Linked DNA regions of Homo sapiens: regions 2 and 3 are each linked to region 1. Evidence: read pairs that join two places in POLR2A ChIA-PET (ENCODE). Cell type or tissue: CD4-positive, alpha-beta T cell. All regions are shown on one strand. Links, peaks and the distances in the headings refer to the core of each region. The heading gives the core; the rest is flanking DNA.

Region 1 (8,415 bases), core at 1,324-6,323:
AAGCTAACCAATGCACTGAGTAAATAAATTAGGCTGGCCAGACTGCATTGGCCTGAGAAAAAAAAATCTTTTTTCTTTTTTTTACCAGAGCCTACACCTGCTATCAGAGGCCCTTGGCTGTAAACAAGGGGAAAACACTATCTAATTGCTTTGATTTTTTTGTTTTTGACTCCCAGTATTCCTTCAATGCTCATTTCTCTGAAATATACATATATATTTCCTTGTTGCTTCTTCTATTACCAAAAGCCTGGTGTATTTCACACATGTTGTTAATTACAGAGGCCATATGTAATTAACAAGCAAAACTGTGGTTGGAAACTTAATTGCGCATACAAGGTGGCCGCCTAAATGTTCAAATTAAATGGTTAGCCATTCAACCACTACATTGTAAATGCAGGGGAAATTTCTCCCAGAACTTTTCAAGATTTGAAGTGGTACCTAAAGTTCAATCTATAAAACAGTAGCTGAGACAGACACGATTCATTCATTAACACCCACTGTATGCCAGGCATTCTGCCAGGTGTGTAAGCTACAGCAGAGAGCAGGACTTCACTGGGTTTCAGGCACTAAGGAGCTTATATCCTACACACCAAGTGCTTTGACTTTTTAAATTTCCTTGGCTGGGGTCAAGTCAAGAAAGTTCTATTAAGCATCCACCCTTTGAAGCGTGTTAGGAGAAATGGAGAGAAAAAGACATACTTTAAAATTTTTGTTTCAGCAATTCTTCAGGATACTTTGATACAAAAATCAATGCTTTTTTTTTTTTTTTTTTTTTTGAGACGGAGTCTCGTTCCGGCACCAGGCTGGAGTACAGTGGTGGGATCCCAGCTCACTGCAACCTCCGCCTCCTGGGTTCAAGCGATTCTCCTGCCTCACTCAGCCTCCTGAGTAGCTGGGACTACAGGCGCGCGCACCACCACACCCAGCTAATTTTTGTATTTTTAGTAGAGACTGGGTTTCACCATGTTGGCCAGGATGGTCTCAAGCTCTTGACCTAGTGATCCTCCTGCCTTGGCCTCCCAAAGTGCAGGATTACAGGCATGAGCCACCACACCCGGCCCAATGCATTTTCTTGATTGTTTTCATGGAATTGCCTGATTATTTGAATGAATAAAGAATATATTGTTTGGAGGCGGGGGGCAGTGGCTCACACCTGTAATCCCAGTACTTTGGGAGGCCAAGGCAGGCAAATCACTTGAGGTCAGTAGTTCCAGACCAGCCTGGCCAACATGGCCAGACAGGTTTTGTAGAAACCCTGTCTCTACAAAAATAGAAAATTGAACTGAGTGTGGTGGTGCACACCTGTAATCCCAGCTACTTGGGAGGCTGAGACAGGAGAATCACTTGAACCTGGGAGCAGGAGGTTGCAGTGAGCCAAGATCATGCCACTGCACTCCGCCTGGGCAACAGAGCAAGACTCTGTCTCAAAAACAAAACAAAACAAAACAAAAGATATATTGATAATACTGTTTGGGGCACTGGAGAGGCATCAACTATTATATACATGATGTACTCTCTGGATGCCTAAGTCCTCACTCACAGCCAAGGCAACTGGAGAATTGTAGCAACCACACAACTGAGGTTTCTGGATTGGCAAATCACTTAAGATTGTCTCTTTTTTGAGATAGAATCTCGATCCGTCACCCAGGCTGGAGTGCGGTGGCACGATCTTGGCTCACGGCAACTTCTGCCTCCTGGGTTCAAGCGATTCTCCTGCCTCAGCCTCCCGAGTAGCAGGGATTACAGGCGCACACCACCATGCCCAGATAATTTTTTGTATTTTTAGTAGAGACAGGGTTTCACTATGATGGCCAAGCTGGTTTTAAACTCCTGACCTCAAGTGATCCACCCACCTGAGCCTCCCAAAGTGCTGGGATTACAGGCCTGAGCCACCTCACCCGGCCTCAAGATTGTCTTTTACTTGAATTATTTGGATGACTGTTCTTAATTTACCCCTTCATCATGCCCGGAAATGGGAAAGAGGAAATGTGTAGATTGCTTCAAATAACTTCTGAGCTATTGCTATGTCTCAGGCATTGTTCTAAATGTTTACCACAAAATCCTGCCCTGATGGAGCAGACATTTTAGGCTGAAGAGACAGGTACTGGCTGGGTGCAGTGGCTCACACCTGTAAGTCCAGTACTTTGGGAGGCCAAGGTGGGAGGATTGCTTAAACCCAGGAGTTCGAGGCCAGCTTGGGCAACACAGTGAAACCACTGTCTCTACAAAAAATTAAAAAAAAAAAAAATTTTAAAAAAAGAGACAGATAAGAAAAACACATATTGAGTGAGATAATAAGTGCTGTCTAGAGGCATCCATATATTCCATCTATGATGTTTTACAGATGTTATTTACCTGGTGACTGCCAAATACTCCCAATATAATCTTAATTATCTTTTTTTAATAGCACAAGGAGCTGGGTGCGGTGGCTCATGCCTGTAATCCCAGCACATTGGGAGGCTGAGGCGGGAGGATCACCTGAGATCGGGAGTTCGAGACCAGCCTGACCAACATGGAGAAAAACCCTGTCTCTACTAAAAATACAAAATTAGCTGGGCACAGTGGTGCGTGCCTGTAATCCCAGCTACTCGGGAGGCTGAGGCAGGAGAATTGCTTGAACCCAGGAGGTGGAGGTTGCGGTGAGCAGAGATCGTGCCATTGCACTCCAGCCTGGGCAACAAGAGCGAAACTCCATCCCAAAAAAAAAAAAAAAAGAAAAAGAAAAGAAAAAAAAGAAATAGCACAGGGAATACTGACCACATTTCTGCCTTTGTTCAGTTCAGATTGACAAATATTTGTTGAGCTCCGACAAGCAGGGAGAGGGACAAGGTGAACCAGCCCTTTCCTGCCCCTAAAGAGCAGCATAGCCACCAAGTAAACACATCATTTCAATATACTGTGGTAGCCCCTGGATAGAGGGAACTAAAAGTTGCTACAAAAACATGAATGCTATCTAGAAACTCCTGCATTTTCTCTTGAAGCATGTGAAGGAGTTCATCTGAAAAAGATGCCAAAAAGCCAAGAATCCAGCATCTACATCATCTTAGGAGGGAGCAGGGATAGGTAGGGAGGAGCCACCAGCTCTCGGATATTCCCAGATGCTAAAAGGTAAAGTGAATTCTTCTATAAGGATGTGTCTATCTAGCTGAGTCTGCAAAGCCTCCCCACAGTAAATCTGAAGTTGAGAATGCCAAAGTATTTGCTTTCATCTAACTCTTTGACAGACAAATAGAATACAAAAATAAAAACATCTCTCTTCTACCCTCATTGTAATCTTTTTCCTCTTTTCAAAATCTTTTAAACAAAATGCCTCTTTACTGTGAAATCTGTTCTATTGATTTGTTTTCATAAAAGATCTCTCTCCTAAAGAAAGGAAAAGCCATCTTTGATCTGACTTGACAAAAAGATCTAATCAAACAATAAAATCTATGAAGGAAAAAAAAGAAAAAGAAGCAAGCTTCTTTGAGCCACATCAAATATATGAAAGAGAAAATACTTCATTTAAATGCTAAAAACTAACACAAAACAGCTTGAAATGTAATAACCTCTCCTGAATAAGTGAAACCACATGTTGATCTGACATGAGTTTCTAAGACACAATTAAAGGTCACTTCGTGTACAAACATCTCATTCGGAAGTGAGAAGCTTGAATTGCTGTCAGTATTTTTGGCCACCACGGGGCAGGTGCTCCCACCTGGCACAAACCATATAGACGCCCCCAGAGGGAATGAAGGTGATACTCCACATACTGGAAGCTTCAAATCTAGCCGCGCCAGGAAATGTTCAGCCCTGGATTTCAGCTGTTTCTCCCTTGATGTCCTAACAGAGAGGACTAACTAAATGTGAGAATCCTTGTTGTTTTAGGAAGCCCATGGAAGTGGCTTTACTTAAAAAACTAAAGGCTTCCTTTCTGCTCTGTCTGTCTTTATGACCCACCAGGGTCCTAGGAGAGAAGACATTAGGGTGTTGCAGCCACAGAGTCACATTTGGAAACGTCTTCCAGCAGCTGGGATGTTTCAATTCAAGACTCTTTAAGGGAACACAGGGTATTTGGAAAGTGACTTTAAAATGCCCTGGCCTCCAGGCCTATCTCCTCTTACCAAATCCCTTTAAGAAAGGATGTGCTGGGGAAAGACTTCAAAGTGTTTCAAAAGGGAAATCACATCTTGAAAGCTTTTCTCAGAATGAGAAAGAAACACATTATTTGATTTGAAAGAGAAGTAAATCTTAAGCAGCAATGAAGGAGGATCAAAGAATAGGTTCATGTGAACTTAAGAAGTGATCCTTTCCAGCGGAACGTGACTTTACTCTTTCCGATGCCCTCAACGCATTTTGGGGATTGTAAGTTTACTCGAGAATCAAAATAAAGAGGCGAGCCAGCGTTCCAGAAAATCACGTGGTCTCCCCCGCCCCCCAATCTATTTTACAGCCCTCTCCAGCTTCGAACTCGCGCCAGGCTGTGCGCACCGACTTTGCGCTGGCGGCGTGGACGCTGCGGCCACTCGCGGGCGGCGTGGACGCTGCGGCCACTCGCGCGGCTGTTGTTGTTGCTGCTGCGTGGAGGCACGCCGCTCCTTGCACACGCGGGGCAATTCTCCGGTTGGGGAAGGAGGAAAATGGCTGAGAAAAGGACCTAAGAAAGCCTTCAGGGTGGGCCCCCATTTCTTCCTGCCCCGCCCACACCCTGCCACACTCTCCCGCCGTCCCCTCCCCACCCCCCCTTGTTCTTTGGACCTGACCGATGAAAAATTCAACTAATACCTAAATAGATTCTTCTTGCAAAAAAGTAAAATCTCAAAGCAAAACAAAACAAAACAAAAATTTGTTAGGGGAGAAATCATCTGTGAGGTGCCCTTTCCATTCTAGCTCCCTCTCCCCTCTCCGTTTCCCTAAATGTTATTCTCTATCGATAGACATAGAGATGTGGATATTACCTGTAGATAGATATTTTAAAATTGTATTTATTTCTTAAAGACACTTCCATAATCTAATATACAAAGGAATTCATAAACTTAAGAGCGGAAGTTGTCACATAAATAAAAAACAACCAATACTTTTTGATCAGTAAAATCACTGATTCGGCTGGGCGCGGTGGCTCACGCCTGTAATCCCAGCACTTTGGGAGGCCAAGGCGGGCCGATTATGAGGTCAGGAGATGGAGACCATCCTGGCTAACAGGGTGAAACAAACCCCGTCTAAACTAAAAATACAAAAAATTAGCCGGGCGGGGCGCCTGTAGTCCCAGCTACTCGGCAAGCTGAGGCAGGAGAATGGCGTGAACCCGGGAGGCGGAGCTTGCAGTGAGCCGAGATTGCGCCACTGTACCCCAGTCTGGGCGACGGGGTCTCCGTCTCAAAAAAAAAAAAAAAAATCACTCATTCTTTGTAAAGTCCAATAAAATTAAGTTTAAGTCCATTGGTAAGAATGAGTAAGAAAAACAAGAGGGAATGTACTTATAAACAACATCAAGAATAAAAGTAGATACATAATTACACATACGGGGCCGGGCAAGGTGGCTCACACCTGTCATCTCAGGACCTTGGGAGGCCGAAGTGGGCGGATCACTTGAGGTTAGGAGTTCCAGAACAGCCTAGCCAACATGGCGAAACCCCATCTCTATTAAAAATACAAAAATTAGCCGGGCGTGGTGGCACATGCCTGTAATTTTACACCGAGCTACTCAGGAGGCTGAGGCATGGGAATCCCTTGAGCGTTGCAGTGAGTCGAGATCACACCACTGCACTCCAGTCTGGGCGACAGAGCAAGACTCTGTCTGAAATAATAATAATAATAGTAATTACACATACAGAGCAACCTTTTGAAATTTTAAGTGACTGTTTTCTACAGCTGTGTACTGTTTGGCTTGAAAACCTAGCTTTGTCTAAGGAAAAAAACCGAATTACCAAAATCAACCCAATCCAGGTGCTGTATTTACACCTGAAAGTATTGCTTTTCTTTACCTGCTTGCTTGATGTAATATATATTAAATAGCCACTGTGGAAAATCACGGGAAATTTTAATATTTTCCTCAGAAGCTTGTTAGTTAATCCAACTCTAACCCGGAGAAAGTTGCTGCATTAACAGTTTCTCAACAGACAAAAAATGGCCACGAAAACAATGGCTAGTCTTTATTTGGGGCTTACTCTACACCAAACATACACATTAGCATATTTGGCCTCCGTAATGCCGCTTAAGGTTTGATACCATTGCTATACCCATTTTACAGATGGCAAAACTGAAGTGTGAAGAGGTACCCAAGATCACACAGCTTTGAGGGGCAGAATGGGGATCCCAATGGAGAAAAGCTGTGACTGTTTAAAGTGTCATTCAAAGACTACATTACATCATAGGAGAATCCAGCTATAACTTCCCTTATCACATTTTAACTGGGAACCGCATAATTGTGCCATGAATAGTGCACCTATCTTACATAGATGGTCTTTAGCAAGAGCGTGAATTTAAAGTAGGAAAAACATTAAATGCCCTCAAGAAAGATGACTAAAAGATTTGAAGAAACTGAGGGAGTGTCAGCTAGGGTAAGGTTTACTTAATTGGAGATTTAGGGGATAAGTATAAAAAGAAAGTGTTAGCCTATACCTGGCACCCCAGAAACATCGATGTAGTTTAGCTATCCAGATCATTATATTAGTGTCAGGATTAATCTATTTCTCCCTACTTTTAATTTTTTTAAATTTCTTTTCTTCTTTCTTCCTTCTCCTTCCCCCTTCTTTCTTCCCATATCAAAAGGACTAAATGTTAATCCACTCAAAAGACCTGATTGGCTATAAATACCATATTTGCATTCCAAAAGAAAAGAATTATTGTGCCACAGCTATTGAGGGTAGGTAATGAGGATCTCAGTCCTCCTAAGCTCCTCTCCTCCTCACCTCTCTGCCCCCTCCCATCTCAAGCAGCTGTTTGCTCTCCCTTTCCCCTGCCTCCCCCATCATCCAGAGGAAGCACATGTGGAAGAAATTCATGGAGTCCTGAGCTCAAAGTCATTGAGGTCTATTTCAGTGAATATTATAGAATATAACACGAATATTACAGATTGTTAAGTCTCCAATTGTTCTACGTGGTTGCAGACCCCTCCTGGCTGGAATCCAGGTTCCACTTTTTTTTGTATATGGACATTCCTATTTGTTCATGGAGAAAGTTTTAAAATACTCTAGTAACCTAAAACAGAAAATACACTTTGAGAAAATTACTGTAGGTTTAATTTATACAGGACTTGAATTACACTTCTTCTTTTTTTGTTTTGTTTTGTTTTGCTTTTTGCTTTGCTTTGATTTTTTTTTTTTTTTTTTTTTTGTGGTTTGGTCCTAAAGATTCTACATATGTGTATTATCTGATTCAGATCCCACTGCCATTAGCTGCAGGGAAACTCCATTCTTTGAATGGCAGCTTATTGCTTTCTGTTGAAGGGCATGTCTGTCCCTTTCAAAGTAATATGAAAAACACAAGCCATTTTTGCTTTCTTGAAAGCACAATTCCAGTGGCTTTTTAAATAACTAAACTTCGCTTTGGGCAGAAGCAAAAAATAATAATAATAATAGCCTGCATTTATTCCATAAGATCTCTAGAACTTTAGAGCGGACAATTTATAACAACTTGGTTACATTTTTTGTTTTGTTTTGTTGTTTTAGGTAAAGTTGGTGCTTTCAACTACTTCAGAAATCCTTCTATTGGTAGTGTGATGTTTCCATATGACCTTTCCAAATCTTTTATAATGATGTGAGCTTTGTTGTATATGTGAAATCAATCAAGAAGCAGGAATATGTTAGTGTATTGCCTGTATTTTATAGTTTTTCTTTCTCAGGCACGTTATTTTTAGAGGACACAGATTAAGCAATTTGTTTCTGAATTAAAGTATTGCTCAATCTGTTTGCTTTCTTAAGAATTGCCTTAAACCACTAAACTATGTATGTGTGGGATTCTGGTTTTGAGCAAGTCAGTAATGAACTTTTAAAGTTCAGTCTACCAAGATGAGTCAATGTGATTGATTTATTAATTAGCAAAAGCCATCCTCTGAAATTACCTTGCATTAATCACAATTCATGCAAAATATATCCAATGAGTCTTAAGATGTGGGTTTGACAAACTATCCTTTCTTCAGAGACTATAGTCAATTTTAATAACCTTTGCTGGATAAATCATTAATGTTCAGCCTGAAATGATGAGTGGCTGAGGAAATTCCAAAAAGTACAGCAGGCCTATTCCTCCAGCAAAGCTGAAAACTATGTAAAATGGAGACAAGACGGCTGGGTAAAGCAGGAAACAAGATTCTGACAATTCTGGATAGTCTAGTATTTGCTGCCACTTGCACTAAAGGAATTGACTCTAATTGGATTCTTCTGAGTCGAGGGCTGATAAAAATACACAGAAGCAAACGTGTGGGGGAAACCCAAACTGCCA
Region 2 (8,415 bases), core at 1,831-6,830, 440 kb before region 1:
GACTCACCCACAGCAACTTCCAGTCCTGCAGTCTCTATTTGTGATAAGGGCTTGATATGGTTTGGCTGTGTCCCCATCCAAATCTCATCTTGAATTGTAACTCCCACAATTCCCACATGTGGTGGGAAGAAACTGGTGGGAGGTAATTCAATCATGGGAGCGGGTCTTTCCCATGCTGTTCTCGTGATAGTGATAAGACCCACGAGATCTGATGGTTTTTAAAAACAGGAGTTTCCCTGCATAAGCTCTCTCTCTTTGCCTGCCACCATCCATGTAAGATGTGACTTGCTCCTCCTTGCCTTTTGCCATGATTGTGAGGCCTCCCCAGCCATGTGGAACTGTAAGTCCATTAAGCCTCTTTCTTCTGTAAATTACCCAGTCTTGGGTATGGCTTTATCAGCAGTGTGAAAACGGACTAATACAGTGCCCTACACAGGTGTATCTTTTTTTTTTAATCTTTTACACCATATTTGTATTGTACCTTTTCTATGTTTAGATACACAAACACTTACCATTGTGTTACGGTTGCCTGAGGTGTTCGGTACAGTAACATGCTGTACAGATTTTGTATCTTAGAAGCAACAGACCAAGCCATCTAGCCTAGATGTGTAGTAGGCTATGCCATGAAGGTGTGTGTGTACACTCTATGATGCTCCCACAATGATGACATCACCTAACAACACATTTCTCAGAACATACCCCATTGCTAAGTGTCACAGGACTGTAGCTGGTAGAGCAAGACCTGTGGAACTTCAGCCTGGGAAGAGAGATGCTTGAGTCAACCACCATGGCCTTACTCCTGGCTGCCTGTCTGTTTGGGGAGGGGAGAGGCTGATACAGGGCAGGAGTTGAGAGGATTGCGATGCTGGGGTGAGGGCAGCTGTGAAGTGCTGTGCATTGGGCGAGTGCAGAGAACTTTTCCTTCAGACACACAGAAATCTTCCCCTCACAGGAGACAGGCTGAGCTGTCTCCTCTCTATCACAGATGAAGCTGAGCTAAAGTACTCAATGCTCTGAGGTCATGGGTTACAAGGACCTTGCCTGGGGAGGTACAAGGTGTTTTGAGCAGTGCCCTCTGCCTGGGCCAGGGGTGTGACCCTGACTCTCCAGGCATCACTGCCAGGCTCTTCCCCCAGAAGCCCCCTCCTCAGGCACTCAGGGATGCCTTTCCATGTCCATATTCTATTGTCTTCCAGAATCCACTTCCCCTACTCAAATAAGAAGGAAGCTCTTTTAATCAGATCCAAGGGCATCAACACAGCTGAATTTGACTCTGAATTGGGGTCTGTGTTTTAATGATTTCACCATTACCATTCCTAGCAATAACTCCACAGATTTTCCCATTACAGAACACACAACCCTCAGAAGCTTAAACTATAGAGACATCCATTGTTTGCTTAACAAGAAGGCTGGAGCTGGGGGTTCCAAGGCCTTTTAATAGCTCTGTGGGTATCCAGGTTCTTGACAGTAGTTCTCTTTGCATTCCCCTTGTGGCCAAAGGTGGCTTCAAAGTCCAAGAAGTGCAACCTCTCAAAAGCATCCCAAGCAAGTAGAAAGGAGAGCCTTCTTTCTACGACAGTCAGGAAAGAAAATGTTTCCAGAAGCGTCCAGCAGACTTTCCCATATGTCTCATTGGCCAGATTGGGCCACCTGCTCACCCCTAGACCAATGAACAGGATGTCTTCCTTTTGCTCCCCAAACTCATATTCTGCTCTTTAATACCCTATGTAGACTGGTAAAGCCTACCTGTAAAGATTTTAGGGTTCCTGTATACCCGGATGGTCTCAGCCAATGGGGGGTGCCAGTTCAAGGTCTCAGGGAGAGAAGACAATGATGGGGAGAGGGGAAGGAGTCCCCTGACATCCCCCCTGGCTTGACCTCAGGCTGGATGAGGACTTTGAGATAAGGTCATTGCTCCTGTCAAGGACTCCCCAACTTGACTCTCTCCTAAATTCTCCTTTCTTGCTCCCTTAGGTCTAGAGTTGAAGGGATCCTTCTCACAGGGAAGGCAACTCAGGCTGTTTTCTGTGGTTACTTCACTCTTCCTTGCGTTACTACACATTCACATTCCTATAAATAGCCTATTTTCAGGAAATGCCCGTTAAATTACCTTATTAAGACTGTGCCATCAGTTGCTTCTTGGGTCCCCAATTTGCCACTACATGTCATTGCGAAGTAGAATCGCAGTGTAGACGAATCGTATTTCATTCCCCTGGGGCAAGGGAAAGAGCTTACTGTTTCTGAGAACAGTGTTTGTTACTCACCTGAAACTTGGACCCCTATCTGGGTCTGTTACCAAGAAGAATTTGAACCCGTGGCTTGAGTAGGCAATGAACAATTTCTGCCACCATCTAAAGCCACAGTTCTCTAGCTGTCATGTGTGTTAGAATCTTCTGGAAGCCTTGTTAAAGTTTCCTTTAACAAGGTCTGGAGTGAGCCTGAGAATCTGTCTTTCTAACAAGTTCCAAAGTGATGATGTTGCTGGAAAGGGACTGCACTTTGAGAACCACTGACGTGTACTTTAGACTTTAAGTCATCCTGGTGAGACTGAGTTGTGGGAATAAATTATCCACAGGTGAAAAGAGCCAGAAGGCAGGTAAGTAGAAAAAGAACAACAGACGACAGGGGGAGAGGAGGATGTGGAGAAAGTGAAGATCTCAACTGGATTTCTAGGTGCTGCTCAAGGCCACCCTCTGTGCGAAGCTCCCAACCCAAAGGGTCCTTCCCTGCTCTTGGCACTCAGGTGGCAGCACAGGTGTCCCACACTGTATGTTTAGCTGTCTGTCTCCAGTAGGCTTCAAGTAAGTTTTCTTTCTTTCTTTTTTTTTTTTTTTTTTTTTTGAGACAGGGTCTCACTCTGTCCCAGGCTGGAGTGCAGTGGCACGATCTCCACTCACTGCAACCTCTGCCTTCCAGGCTCAAATGATCCTCCCAGCTCATCCTCCTCAATAGCTGGGACTACAGGTGCACGACTCTATGCTGGGTCAATTTCTGTACTTTTTGTAGAGACGAAGTTACGCCATGTTGCCCAGCCTGATCTCAAACTCCTGGGCTGAAATTATCTGCCCGCCTCAGCCTCCCAAAGTGCTGGGATTACAGGTAAGCAAATTTTCTCAGGCTGGGAAATAGAAGAGTCTTCTCCACTTTCCCACCTGAGCAGCCGGCACTGCGAGGGGTATGCCCAATTGTCACTGAGAAAGGGAGCAGTGGAGATGGCAAAGGGGAAGAGAGAGGAGAATGAGAAAGGAAGAGAAGGAAAGAAAAAGAGAAAGAGATCATACAGGAGAATCTCCAGGAGAATCTCCAGGAGCTGATGAAAATGCGACTTTCAATCCAGCTTGTTTGGGGTGTGGCCAGAGACCATGCATTCTAACACTCCCCCACATTGATGTGGAACCACTGGTCCCTGGCCTGCACTGAGGTAGTGACACTCACCAAATACCCTCTCTTTACCTACTCACATTCACAGCAAATACTAAGACCTCTAGCACAGCGGTTCTATAACACAAGTGCACCAGAATCACTGGAGAGTTCTTGAAGACACAGATGACTGGGCTCATCCTTAGTTTCCAGTTCCATCCTGTGGGGTGGGACCAGAGAGACTGCATTCCTGACAAGTACCCCCAGGTGACACAAATGATGCTGACATTTTGAGAACTGGTATACTAACCAGCAGGACTTTTTTCTTGCAATTTCTATAGCATTAAGTGACAGATACAGCCTCTATTGATTCCAGATGTTAATGGTTTGGGGTGCTGATAAAAAAGAAAGCTATTTTTTTTCTCTCACAAAACCCCAGGCAAGAGGTACACCAGGCCCTGACCATCTAAAATATAATCCAACTTCACCACCTGCTGGTTACTTCAAGAAGTACATATAGTGGCTGAACATCCTGTTTGAAAACGGCTCATTGCAAATTAATCTTGGCAAACATAGTGCGATGCTAGACACTAACCACCACTATTTTCATCTTCATTCCTCTAGGAAATAAATATGATTTGGGTGGTTATAAAATCAGTCCCCCGATTCACGGATAACTAACATTCGGTAATATTTCCAATGTGCCAGACATCTGCCCTTTGACAACTGATGTACATGAACTCTACGGAAAACTGAAGTGCAGGGAATTTAAGTAACTTGCTTAAAGCCACACAGAGAGAAGTGGTGGTGACCAGGCGTGGTGGCTCATGCCTGTAATCCCAGCACTTTGGGAGGACGAAGCGGGCAGATCACGAGGTCAGGAGTTCGAGGCCAGCCTGGCCAACATGGTGAAACCCCATGTCTACTAAAAATACAAAAAAAATTACCTGGGCATGGTGGTGGGTGCTGTAATCCTAGCTACTCGGGAGGCTGAGGCAAGAGAATTGCTTGATCCCAGGAGTCGGAGGTTGCAGTGAGCCAAGATCGCGCCACTGCACTCCAGTCTAGGCGACACAGCGGGACTCCATCTCCAAAAAAAAAAAAAAGAAAGAAAGAAAAGAAAAAGAAAGAAAAAAGTGGTGGAGACAAGATTCAAACCAGTTATTCTGCACCCAGAGTCCCACTCTAAATCCCCAGGCTAGGGTACTTCCCCCCAAAATAGCTAGAGGTAATATCCACTTAGTAATTTTTTAATTAATTAGCTCATTCCAACCAGAAACATAGCATTGGAATATACTTTAGATACAAACTTGTTCACACATTTATTTTATACAGAAAAAATCTGGGGCACAGAGAGGTGAAGTGACTTGCCCAAAGCCACACAGCAAGTTGGTGACAGATCAGCAAAGTCGCCTAGGCTCCTTTGGACACAGCACACTTTCAGCAAAGTTTCCTAAGGGTTTGCAGGGCTCCAGCATTGGGCTGTGCCCTGTGGCAAAAGGAGAACTGGGAATGTGCCCCTGCCCCTGGACAATTAGAGGTTCTGATAATATTTGGGGGCTATGACTCTGGAAATAATGAGTCCACTCATTAAAAAAATATAAAGGGTCCTTCACATTTTCTTTCTTTCTTTTTTTTGTTTTTAAGACAGGGTTTCACTCTTGTTGCCCGGGTTGGAGTGCAGTGGCACAATCTCGGCTCACTGCAACCTCCACTTCCTGGGTTCAAGCAATTCTCCTGCCTCAGCCTCCTGAGTAGCTGGGATTACAGCTGCCCATCACCATGAGTGGCTAATTTTCTGTATTTTTAGTAGAGACGGGGTTTCACCATGTTGGCCAGGCTGGTCTTGAACTTCTGACATCAGGTGATCCACCTGCCTCGGCCTCCCAAAGTGCTGGGATTACAGGGGTGAGCCACCATGCCCGGCCTTCACATTTTCTATTCCACCATTTAAAAAATATGTTCTAGTCATTTGAATAAGCTATTAAGATTTCTGACATGTACTACCTGGATTATTATTTACTCAATATTTTTTCTGTAACCTATTCATTTTGTTTTTATTAGTTCTTGCCCTAAAGTAATAATATTTGTCCAATGAAGTGTGTGACATTACTTGATACATTTGTTGCTTGATTTATTCATTTAAATACATGGAATTCATCACACACCGGGGCCTGTCGTGGGGTGGGGGGAGAGGGGAGGGAAAGAATTAGGAGATATACCCAATGTAAATGATGAGTTAATGGGTGCAGCACAACAACATGGCACGTGTATACATATGTAACAAACCTGCACGTTGTGCACATGTACCCTAGAACTTAAAGTAGAATTTTAAAAAAAAATTTTTAATCAAAAATAAATAAATAAATAAATACATGGAATTCATTTGTGTAATGCCTAAAAGCATCCAGCTCTCCACAAGTTACATCTCCCTAACTCTGGGGAAAAGTGACCAGGTCTTCAGTTGCCCTGCGACCTGTCTTCCTATCCTGGCAATGATGTCTGCAGGTTATATGAAGTGAGGAAGTTATATTAACCCCACTTTTCAGATGGTATAACTGAGCTTATTAAATTTATGCCTAGTGTTCCATTATTGGAACGCTAAGCATGTGGGAGTTAGTTATATCCTGCTTCTCAAAGTCTGATTTTTCAAAGTTAAAAAATTGCAACCTCAGGCATAAATGGGTTAACCTCATTGAACCCCTGCTTTGCTGTCTGAAAAGTGGGGTTAATATCACTTCCTATCTGATACGCTTATTATTGGGATCGAACAAAATAATCCCACATCAGTATTTGCCAAGACGCGGTACAGCAGGCAAGAATCCCATCAGCGCCTGCTATTGCAGCGAGCTATTAGGATAACTCCTATGAAGCATTACGTTGTATCTTTTTCAAATGAAAGACCATGAATCTCAAAGCTAGTCATAAATGTGGCACTTCATGATTTTCTTTGACAATGTCAGCCTTTCTTCAGAAGATGGGACTTTGTTGCCCATTTCACAGCTAGACACACTGAGGCTTATTGGAACATCATCATAGTCCACTCCCTAAGGTATTTGCATAGCTCTACAGGAACGTGGCATTTTCAAATCTAATTATCGTAGGAGATTTTCATCCTAATTTATTACCTAAATATGTGGGTGGGATTTATGCTGTTATGCACGTGAATTTTTCCCATATCAGGAAACAAACAAGCCATGAATTCTTCATGCTGCTTCCTAAGAAGAAAATGGACTCCACCCAATTGACGATGGCCTCCTTCATCATTCGTAAAGGGCAATTCTCTTTTCCCAAGAATAGATTGTTCATGTGGAGAAAACAGAATTCATGAACTCTTCCATTTATGCAGGGGGAGGAAATTCAATTTGACTGTATTCTTTGGGCTTTCTATACCATAGATATGAAAATAAGGCAGCCCTCCGATTTCAGGGAGGACTTAGTGACCCAGGGAGTTGAAATAATTATACACAAACAGAAAAACAGGAATTATTAAAGCAGATTCAGATTCAAGCTACAAAGGCGACTCAATGGGAGTATTGTTCTTCTCTCCTTGAGGGAAGGTTGAGTGAAAGTGGATGGCACCAGACAAAATCAGAGAAGTGCACTTCATTTTTTCCTCCCCACAGCCAGTTCTGCAGCGGTATTACATACTTGGGAGCCAGCTGCGGAAGAGGCAAACAATGCTGCAATTGAAAGGACACTGTGTTTTGCACACATGCTTGCTTTAATAATATGCCTTGTGTTTCTGCTTGTACATATTATTTAATCTTCCCTGGTTATAAATGTCCCAGCAAATTAGCTAGTTTGCTTTGCAATCTCAGCCCCCACTAAAACAGGAAGAAGTAAGCGCCTGATTAGGCTCTTCCCTGCGGGGATTCTTAACCCTGGGTGCACACTGAAATGAGATGGGTAGACTTTAAAAAATGCAAAGTACCTACTGTTCTTTTGTAACTCCTTTTTTGTTTCTATATGATTTAAAAGTTAGGTTCATGAAACAATAATTATACGTCATTGTTAATGGGCACACATGTACAAAGATATAATCTGTGACGATAACAATATGGAGGGGGAGTGAATAGAGATGTCTAGGGGCAGACTGTTTTTATACTATTGAAATTAAGTTGGTATTGTTCACCAGGGTTTGATAAGTACAAGAAGTTAATTGCAATCCCCAAGATAACCACTAAGAAAATAACGAAACATATACCAAAAAAAAAAAAAAAATCAAAATGATACACTACAAAAAAAATCAACTAAATACAAAAATGGCAGTATTGTAGGAATTGAGGAACAAAAAGCATACAAGATATACAGAAAACAAACAGCTAAATGGTTGAAGTAAGTTCTTCCTTATCAGTAATTACTTTAAGTGTAAATAAATTAAAGGCACAGATTGGCAGAATGGATTTTTTAGAATAGTTCAACAGGTTGAGACTCACTTTATTTTTATTTATTTATTTATTTATTGAGATGGAGTCTCGCTCTGTCGCCCAGACTGGAGTGCAATGGCATGATCTCGGCTCACTGCATCCTCCACCTCCCGGGTTTAAGCAATTCTCCTGCCTCAGCCTCCCGAGTAGCTAGGATTACAGGTGCCTGTCACTACGCCTGGCTAACTTTTGTATTTTTTTTTTCAGTAGATATTGGGTTTCACCATGTTGGTTAGACTGGTCTTGAACTCCTGACCTCAAGTGATCTGTCCACCTCAGCCTCCCAAAGTGCTGGGATTACAGGCGTGAGCCACTGCGCCTGGCCGAGACTCACTTTAGATCTAAAGATAGAAATAGGTTGGAATAAAATAATACAAAGTACTCCTGCGCAGGCCCCAGTCCAGGTCTATGCAATTTTCATCCTCAGGACAGTGGCTCCAAGGACTCCAACATGCAGCCAGAATTCAGAACCACTGAGCTAGAGGCAGGTGGGTGGGCTTGAATGGCCGTCGTAAAATAATCAGGGAACTAGCTGGGTGTGAAGCACCCATCCTCAGAGGAGCACCGTGAGAGGCAGCAGGGCATCATGGTCAGTGCTCGGACATCAGAGAAGCCATTGGTTCAA
Region 3 (8,415 bases), core at 1,743-6,742, 580 kb after region 1:
CATCTATTTTTCTTATTTAACAAATGCACCATGAGCTAGCACAGGACTAAATTCTTCATGTATATGATAAAGCAGGTATTATTATCCCATTTTGGAGGAAAGCAAACTGAGACCCAGTGAGGTTACATGGCTTGAAATAGGCCTAACAATCTAATAAATGATTATTAATGTCTACACAGAAAAAACCCAAGCATCTTACTTTCTCAGTAAATTGCTTTCAGAAAAGCTAAATGTTAGTTCAAGCCTTGGTTTTTGTCTTGGTGAAAGGCACTTGCATAAAAAAGTATGAACTGAGCTTGACTACTGGTTTTAAAATACAGAATAGGTGCTTAACCAAAGAAGGAAGGAAGGAAGGGAGGGAGGGAAGGAGAGAGGGAGAGAGGGAGAGAGGGAGGGAGGGAGGGAGGGAGAGAAGGAGAGAAGGAGAGAGGGAGAGAGGGAGGGAGGGAGGGAGGAAGTTTGGTTGGAAAGGAAGAAAAACAGAGGAAAGGATGAATAAATTTTTAAAAATTGAACATGAAATTAAGAGTCAATCTTGCTCAAAAATTCCCACCTATAATCAGAATGCTCCTCACTAACCAAACTGATAGAAGTTTAGTCAACAAATTTGTCATTTGTCCTCTGTATGGATTACAGCATCATTCAGTTTTAGCTAGTGACATATTGTTGGGCTGAATCTTAAATAATGCCCAAACAGTGAAAAATCTTAGTGGAAAAAACCCCGACAAAACTAAGTCCACTTGAATATCCAAATTGCTTCAAACACTCTTTAATACAATATAATTCCAACACAAAAATAATTCCAAGGGTTCTTCAAAATTCATTATAAAACAATTTAACCGATATATAAACACTTGTTCTTGATTCCAGGACCTGAAATTAACCAGAATAAGTGGAATGAAAAATCTTTTGAGTAATTGCTGTGTATTTTGTCGTTCTTTACTTTTCCTGGGTTATAAAATTTTTGTAGTTATGGAAGTGATCTTATTACTTATGACAAATTTGATTAGTGGCTATTCTGTGGCAAACATTATGAAAAATACCTTAGCTATGTTATCTTATTTAATTTTTAATAATATTTTAGTTTTTTTAAATCAGAGAAACTTAAACAATAATAAAGAAGGCTTATGATTTTACCCAAGATAAATCAAATGATGTTAAAAGACAGAAGTAAAAAAAATGCAATAAATGCTTACAGTTAAAAAAATTCACATAGAAAGGGAAGAAAACTTATAAAAAAAATAGACATTCCCTCTTCAAGTTATCAATGCAAACTGGAAATTTTTATAATTCCTTCCAGTAAAAACAGAAACAGAATTCCATACTATCTCATTTGCTTTTAGTCTTTATAACGGTGAAGCAAATATTACTGTCATGCCCAATTTATAGATGAGGAAACTGATACTTCAATTAGTTAAATAATTTGCAGAATGTCTCACAGCTGGTAACAATGACAGACTAAGGTTTGAGCCTGAATAAACAGAAACAGGATTTGAACCAGTCTGTCTGACTTCGAAAACTGTTTGTTCTTTTTATCAGGTAACCTGATCATATCTGATAGTCCTTTTTTGGCTTTCCGATGTGATCAGCAATATGAAAGAAGTAGATATGGCGAAAAAAGGATCACCGACCCTGGCTATACGGTTAAAACCGATAGAAATGTGAGGCTTCAGAATATATTTTTGCAGACCTATTAATTTGGAAAGCTATTTACAAGCCTCAAGTCAGGCCTACAAGCAATGTCTTATTTACCTCCCTAAGGAAGGTCACATTTTGGGGTCCTATAAGTAAAAATAACATTGATAGCTACATTTAAGGGAGAATTGGAAAACTCAAAGGCATGGTGTGATTCATTGGTTGGACGATTGCACAGATGCCTAACTGTAAATGCACACACATAAAGAATTCTAATAAATCTAATAAATGATTAGCTGTATACCTACATCAAAATTTGGACTTAGATGGGACACCTATTCAATCTGTTCATTTTATACACAGAAGGTTAGGTTGCAAGTAGTGGTCATTTTGTCAGCCAAAGACAGAGCTGGGGGAGTCCTCTGGCCTCCAAAACCCCTCTGCTGAGGACTCTTTCTGAGTTACCACCACTAAGTGTCAAGGCTCTGGCCTTGCCTCCATCTAACCAGGAGCACCCTGTTTCTAATATTCCCATCAGAGAAGAATTTGAAATTTGCTGAAACTATCCAGTACAACATTTAACAAGATTTGGCATGGACAGTTTCTCAGGAATTACTGCTTTAAATAGCCAACACCTTCCCATAACGGACTTTGTGATTTCATAGATGAAAGCACAGGTTTTTCACCCCCACATAAAACCAACTCTTGCCAGATAGATTCTTTCACATTTAGGTGGCTTATCATTTCCAACTTTGTTTAGACAGCTTTGCAGCTGCCATTTTGGAGAAAGGGCATCGGTGAGGGAATCACCAGGGCACAGAAGTCCTTTGAAAGGCTTTAAAAATGAGTTCATCCAGCTAAGACAATGTTTTCCAAAAATAATGTACTTTGGCTTAAAATGTAAAATTAACATCAAATGAAGATCTCTTAAGAAGCTCTAAAATGGAGATGACTATCTTAGTAGCGTGTAGTAGGTACTTGATGCAATCAGCGTGTTCTACACAGGTAATTACTTTTACTACTAATGGTGCCTCCCACTCAGTGAGAAAGATAAGAGGCTCCAACTCTACTTAATCACGAGGCTTCTTTATTATGGCTCGACCACCTACTGAGTAAAACAATTCGCTTGCTCTATTCAGCAACTCTCACAAATGAGAAAAATTTATTAACATGTGAGCAGAATGGGACTTATTTAGTATGTACAAAGGGGATTACCACATGATTTAAAAATACATAGACCATTCAAAGAGTTGTGTGGGTCATCTTGAGTGAAGGCCTTTCTGGAAAATGTTTATTTTTGTAATGTTGAAGCTGGTTTGCAACAACTGTCCAGTTCAATGTGCTTTGAAGCTATTTAGAAGTGTCTGTTAAGAGAAGGGAGTGACGAAATTACACAAATACAAAGTCAGTGACGGGTGACCTTGGGTAAGTTATTCATCTCCTCTGGGCTATTTTCATATTTGTGGAATGGGAATAAGAACAAAAATATCTGACTGCACTCCAGCCTGGGCGACAGAGTAAGACTCTGTCTCAGAAAAAAAAAAAAAAGAATAAACATATTTGTTTCATACTTACGTACAGTCAGTCTAATATAAGGTGTTTGTGTGTTTCTAAAAAGGACCACAGTCTTCTAAATTTCACAATAAAACCCACAGAGCTTACGGGGAAAATGGGTTTGGGAGAACAAAGCTCCTGTCAGTAACATATAATAAAAAAGCAGGAACCTAATACAAACAGTAGCACCGTTTTATGCAGGTTAAATGGTGAAAAAATTTATAAACACCGTGATAAATAAGTATTTTACCTTAATAAAGAGCCGTGGAAGTGGGTGTTGGAAGTGGTGGGAGGAGTGTTACCTGGAATCCTACAGCGTTGTAACAGCAATTGTGCATGGGTGGGTGGGGCTTGTGGCACACCAGCTGAAGGAAGTGAGTAGATGTTTGAGGTATGTGTGTGTTTGCTTTTGTGTATTTCTACATGGCCTGGTTCAGCTGGGTGCAGTTTTCTGTGTTCAGTGTTTCTCAAGGACGAAGTCACACGTACACAAATGCAAACTCAGTGTCAAGCTGAAAGTGTATCCACCATTTTGGAGCAAAATTATGTTTTAAGGAAGCATTGGCTGGGCACAGTGGTTCAGGCTTGTAATTTCAGGACTTTGGGAGTTTGAGGCAGGATCACTTGATGCCAGGAGTTTAAGACCAGCCTGGGTAACATAGCGAGACCTCATCTTTACAAAATAAAAAATAATAAGATAATAAAAAAAACAGGTGGGTGTGGTGGCACATGCCTGTAGTCCCAGATACTTGGGAGGCTGAGGCAGGAGGACTGCTTGAGCCCAGCAGTTTGAGGCTACAGTGAGCTATGATCATGCCACTGCACTCTAACTTGGGTGACAGAGAAAGATCCTGTCTCTAAAAAACATGTTTTAAAAGCAGTATTATAGCAGAACCGACAGCATTATGAAGATTAAAGAAGCTAATGTTTGTCACTACACAGTGGGACCTTAAGAAGTGTTATTTTTGCCTTGATCTCCGTGGCTGCCTCAATTAAACTGGTGTCAAATTCAATCCCAAACTCATAGCTGGTGGACTTAGGCTGTTCATCTCTTTGTTATTCTGGATCAACAAAAATGATACGACTCTAAAGCAGGTGTCCCCAGCCCCTGGGCCGCGGGCCGGTACAGGTCCGTGGCCTGTTAGGAACCAGGCTGAATAGCAGGAGGTGAGCGGTGGGCGAGCGAACATTACCACCTAAACTCTGCCTTCTGTCAGCAGGGGCATTCGATTTTCATAGGAGTACGAACCCTGTTGTGAACTGTGTATGCGAGGGATCTAGGTTGCACATTCCTTAGGAGACTCTAACTAATGCCTGATCATCCGAGGTGAAAGACTTTCATCCTGAAACCATCCATCTCCCCTACCTTTGTCCGTGGAAAATTGTCTTCCATGAAGCTGATCCCTGGTGCCAAAAAGGTTGGGGACTGTTGCTCTAAAGAACTGACTTGCAATGTTAATAGAGGATTCAATGCATTTGTTAAATGTGTACACTTGTACCTTTGTCCTTGCCTACAACAATATCATTTCCTGTAAAGAGATTAAGCACAAAGCCAGGAAATACCATCCTCTTCCTTAAGACCAAGTTGAAAACTACTCTGTAAGAAGCAGAAATTTAGTGGCCCTTGGGAGGAAAAAATGGTGTTACTATTCACAATGTTTGATTAGCACCAGGGAAGGGCAGACCAATTTCTCTCTAGAGCCTTTTAGTAAGAATTAATGGGAAACACATACATAAGGCTCTCTATGCGTCTGGTACCATAAGAGCTCTGGATATATTAACTCGTTTAAGATTCGAATCATTCTACATAATTGCTTTTCGGGTCTTGATGTTTTTTATTAAATTAGGTAAGCTGAGCTAGTCTGGAAATTCAGTCAGATTTCCAGTTAGCTAGGCAACAAGTTTTCATTGGGCAACAACAACTTGAAGAGACTGAATAACCTAAGTTGAACTTTGGAGTCAGACCAATCAGAATCACGGCTTCACTCATAAGCTATGTGTATTAGGACATATAATTCAACTTTTGTGGACCTCAGGATCTCTTCTGCAAAAAAAAAGAAAAAAAAAACAGAAAAAGAAAAAGGTTACTAGTAGCTATAGTAGCTATCTGCTGGTGCTTTTGTGAAAATTAAATGAGATAAAGGGTATAGAGTGGCTAGTGTGATAGAGGGCACAGTCAGCACTCAATACATTTATTTATAGAGTTATTATCGTTTTATTACCAGTGTGGGGCCAGCTGATATTCACTTCGTTAGGCATATTGGCACATAATCCAGCTGTTTGAAATAGTGCCTGGCTCAGACCAAAGCCTTGGAATTTGGCCTCTAAAGACTTGAAGTCTCTGCATTCCTGATTTTTTCCTTTCTGTATTCCCAATACACAGGATTATTCTGTCTCTGTAGCGCTAAGATGCCTTAAACATAGCAGCGATTTGAGAGGGTTTTGCACTTGCTCTGCAGATTAACCTCTTCCAGTGTGAACATGTCACTGTCTACGTTAACCACTGTCTGGCAACCCGCATGAGATATGCACACTGTTGTCTCTATTTCTCATCTCTCATTTATTTTTCAACCCACCCAGTCTGGCTTCTCCTCCCATTGGTCTACTGTGAATGCTTTTACTAAGTTCACCCAGGAGCTCAGCCAAGTTAAGTCCAGTGTGCATTTTTTCAACTTGCACCTTACTGACTTCTACTAAAAGTAGTTAGTAGAGCTAACCACTTTTTCCCTCTTGAGACACTCTCTTCTCTATTACTTCCTATTTTGACAATCACCCTATGTTGATAGTCTTCCACGCTCTCCAAAAGCTCATGTTTTGCAGACTTTTTTCCTTTTCAATGTTGGATATTGGCCTTTCTCAGGGCTTAGTCTTTCTTCCTCAATAATCTCACCCTAAACATGCTCGTCCACTGCCAGGGGTTCATTATGTTCTATTTGCTAGGACTTTGACATTGATGTAATTGGGTATTATGTTGAAATCCAGATAAGTACCCAATGGTCTTCTCCCTAACTCTTGAACATCAAACTTAACAGTTCCCAAATGGAATTACGATTTTTACCTTTACCAAAATTTTCCCCCACTCCATTATTCCCAGCGTACCTCTAAATTTACCATATAGCCAAGCTCTATTGATTTTTACCACCAAATCTATCTCAATCCACCCACTTCTCTACATCTCTATTGCTGCCAGCCTAGTCTAAGCCACCATCTTTTTGTCACCTGATTATCACAGTAACTACCTCACTGCTGTCCTTGAATCCATCCTCATTCTACTCCAATACATCCAGCAAAATGCAGCCAGGGTATTTTTCAAAGATAATTTATGATGTAATCCTGTGACTAAAAACCTATAATAATTCCTCCATGCTCAAAGACCACATCGAAAAGTGTTAACATGATCCCAAATATGCCAGAGTCCCTCTAATCCAGTTTTATCTTGTACCATTTCATGTCTTTTTTCAAGAAATATTTAACGAGTATTTATTAGGTGTCAGGCATACTGTAGTTCTTGGACTTGGCAAATCTTCTACAATGAACAAGTATTACTCAAAATTTTAATTTAAAAAATGTCTAGGTGTTCATTCAAAGGAATAGAAAAAAAGCTGTCATGAAATGGTTAAACCCACATTATTTTCTCTATTCTGAGTAATCCCCCTAAGTGCAAAACTCTTTACTCATATGTTTTTAGATTTTGGGTTTAGATCTTTGACTTCAGGAAATCTCCCTTTCTTAGCGTGAACACACAGATTTTGCAGTCTAAAGCTGGATTCGTGATTGATAGAAGCTCTTCGCATGTCATTCTCCCTCCTTTCCGATAGATTCACTCTCAGAAACAGTCATGCAAACTCTGCCTACGCATTCAGTAAATTGGAGAAGTTGACATTCTAAACATCTAAAAGGTAAGGATTTGGGTAACAGAAACTCACCCACATTGTACACAGGGCACATTTCAATTTTCTGCTGCAGTACTCAGAGGAGATTAGAGTGTTCACAAAGTTAAGAAATTTCAGAACAGACAGGGAGAGTGAGCAGCCAATTTCCATTGCATCTTTGCAAGTGACTATCAGGAAATTTGTTATTAATTTTGTCCAAGGTGATGTAATCCAAACATTAGTCACCAACCTCCTTTTCAGCGATAACGAATGATCTATTAATTGCCACACTGACTGGCCTTTTGTCAGGCTTTGTTTTTCTTTGACCTTTGTGCAGTATTTGATACCTCCACTACCCTGTCTGTGTGACTCAGGCTTGGCTGCTGTGTATGATGTGCCTAAACCTCCTGGGTCGTCCTCCCTTCTGTTTGCCTTTCTATCTCTGGATCATCCAGAATTGCTCCTAATATGTGGACAGGTCCCAAGACTCTGGTCTTGTCAATCTTTTCTCCCCTTGCTAACTCTCCCTTCTCAAACAAAACTAATTCACTCTCACAGCTCCAACTGTACAGATGATCCCCAGAGTATTATCTTTTTTTTTTTTTTTTTGAGGTAGAGTCTTACTCTGTCATCCTGGCTGCAGTGCAGTGGCACAATCTTGGCTCACTGCAACCTTTGCCTCCAGGGTTCAAATGGTTCTCCTGCCTCAGCCTCCCAAGTAGCTGGGATTACACGCACACGCCACCATGCTATTTTTTTTTTGTATTTTAGTAGATACAGGGTTTCACCATGTTGCCCAGGCTGGTATCGAACTCCTGACCTCAAGTGACCCACCCGCCTTAGCCTCCCAAAGTGCTGGGATTACAGGCATGGGCCATCGTGCCTGGCCTCCAGAGCATTATCTTTACCTCTCATCTCTGCTAAGCTCATAGACTTGTGTCTTCAGCACCTGAGAGACTACTTCCACTTGGTCACACTTTTCCTTTCCCCTCTTTTGCTTTTCCATCAGAATTTACCTCTCCACTCTCTCTAAGCCCGAGTTCTCTTAGGAATACCATGATTCTTCCGGATACAAAAATGCAAAACTCTGAAACTGCACATCAGGGTCTTGTTTATAACTCTTTCTTTAATGACTTCCCATCACTCTCTGAATTGCGTCCAAAATGAATTATGCATCTGCAAGTCCCTTTTATAATTTAACTCTTTCCAGCCTTCCAGGATCCTCCATCTAGTCCTTCATCAGGTTGTGTTTTCCTAAGTTCATTGAATGTGCAACATCTTCCTGCCTCATGTTGTCAGCAAATAAGGTACCTGTGCCTAAAATGTTCTCCACTCCATGGCCTGCTCCACCCTC

What was found. ChIA-PET counts read pairs that join two places held together with the same protein. Peaks named below come from ENCODE experiments on the same cell type or tissue, not always from the same donor. Only the 100,000 strongest peaks of a DNase experiment are listed, where the experiment ranks them.
Region 2: POLR2A ChIA-PET joins it to region 1 with 5 read pairs; 1 of 35 experiments calls an interaction of 5 or more read pairs at or near these places.
Region 3: POLR2A ChIA-PET joins it to region 1 with 5 read pairs; 2 of 35 experiments call an interaction of 5 or more read pairs at or near these places.

What each region holds. Positions count from the first base shown.
Region 1 is chr20:53,656,390-53,664,804 of GRCh38, reverse strand. No RefSeq gene overlaps it. Among named protein-coding and RNA genes, the nearest start is that of ZNF217, 67 kb to the right of the region's middle. RefSeq lists enhancers at 3,484-3,543, 4,464-4,523, 4,534-4,593. In CD4-positive, alpha-beta T cell, for the core only: no CTCF peak of the experiment used is centred there; DNase peaks (open chromatin) are centred at 3,664 and 4,484; H3K4me3 peaks cover 1,647 bases; H3K27ac peaks cover 1,444 bases.
Region 2 is chr20:54,092,350-54,100,764 of GRCh38, reverse strand. No RefSeq gene overlaps it. Among named protein-coding and RNA genes, the nearest start is that of BCAS1, 26 kb to the right of the region's middle. In CD4-positive, alpha-beta T cell, for the core only: CTCF peaks have their summits at 3,662 and 3,863 (motif pointing left); a DNase peak (open chromatin) is centred at 3,854.
Region 3 is chr20:53,076,666-53,085,080 of GRCh38, reverse strand. The region is part of intron 1 of TSHZ2 (teashirt zinc finger homeobox 2); the gene reads right to left. Among named protein-coding and RNA genes, the nearest start is that of TSHZ2, 110 kb to the right of the region's middle. In CD4-positive, alpha-beta T cell, for the core only: no CTCF peak of the experiment used is centred there; no DNase peak of the experiment used is centred there.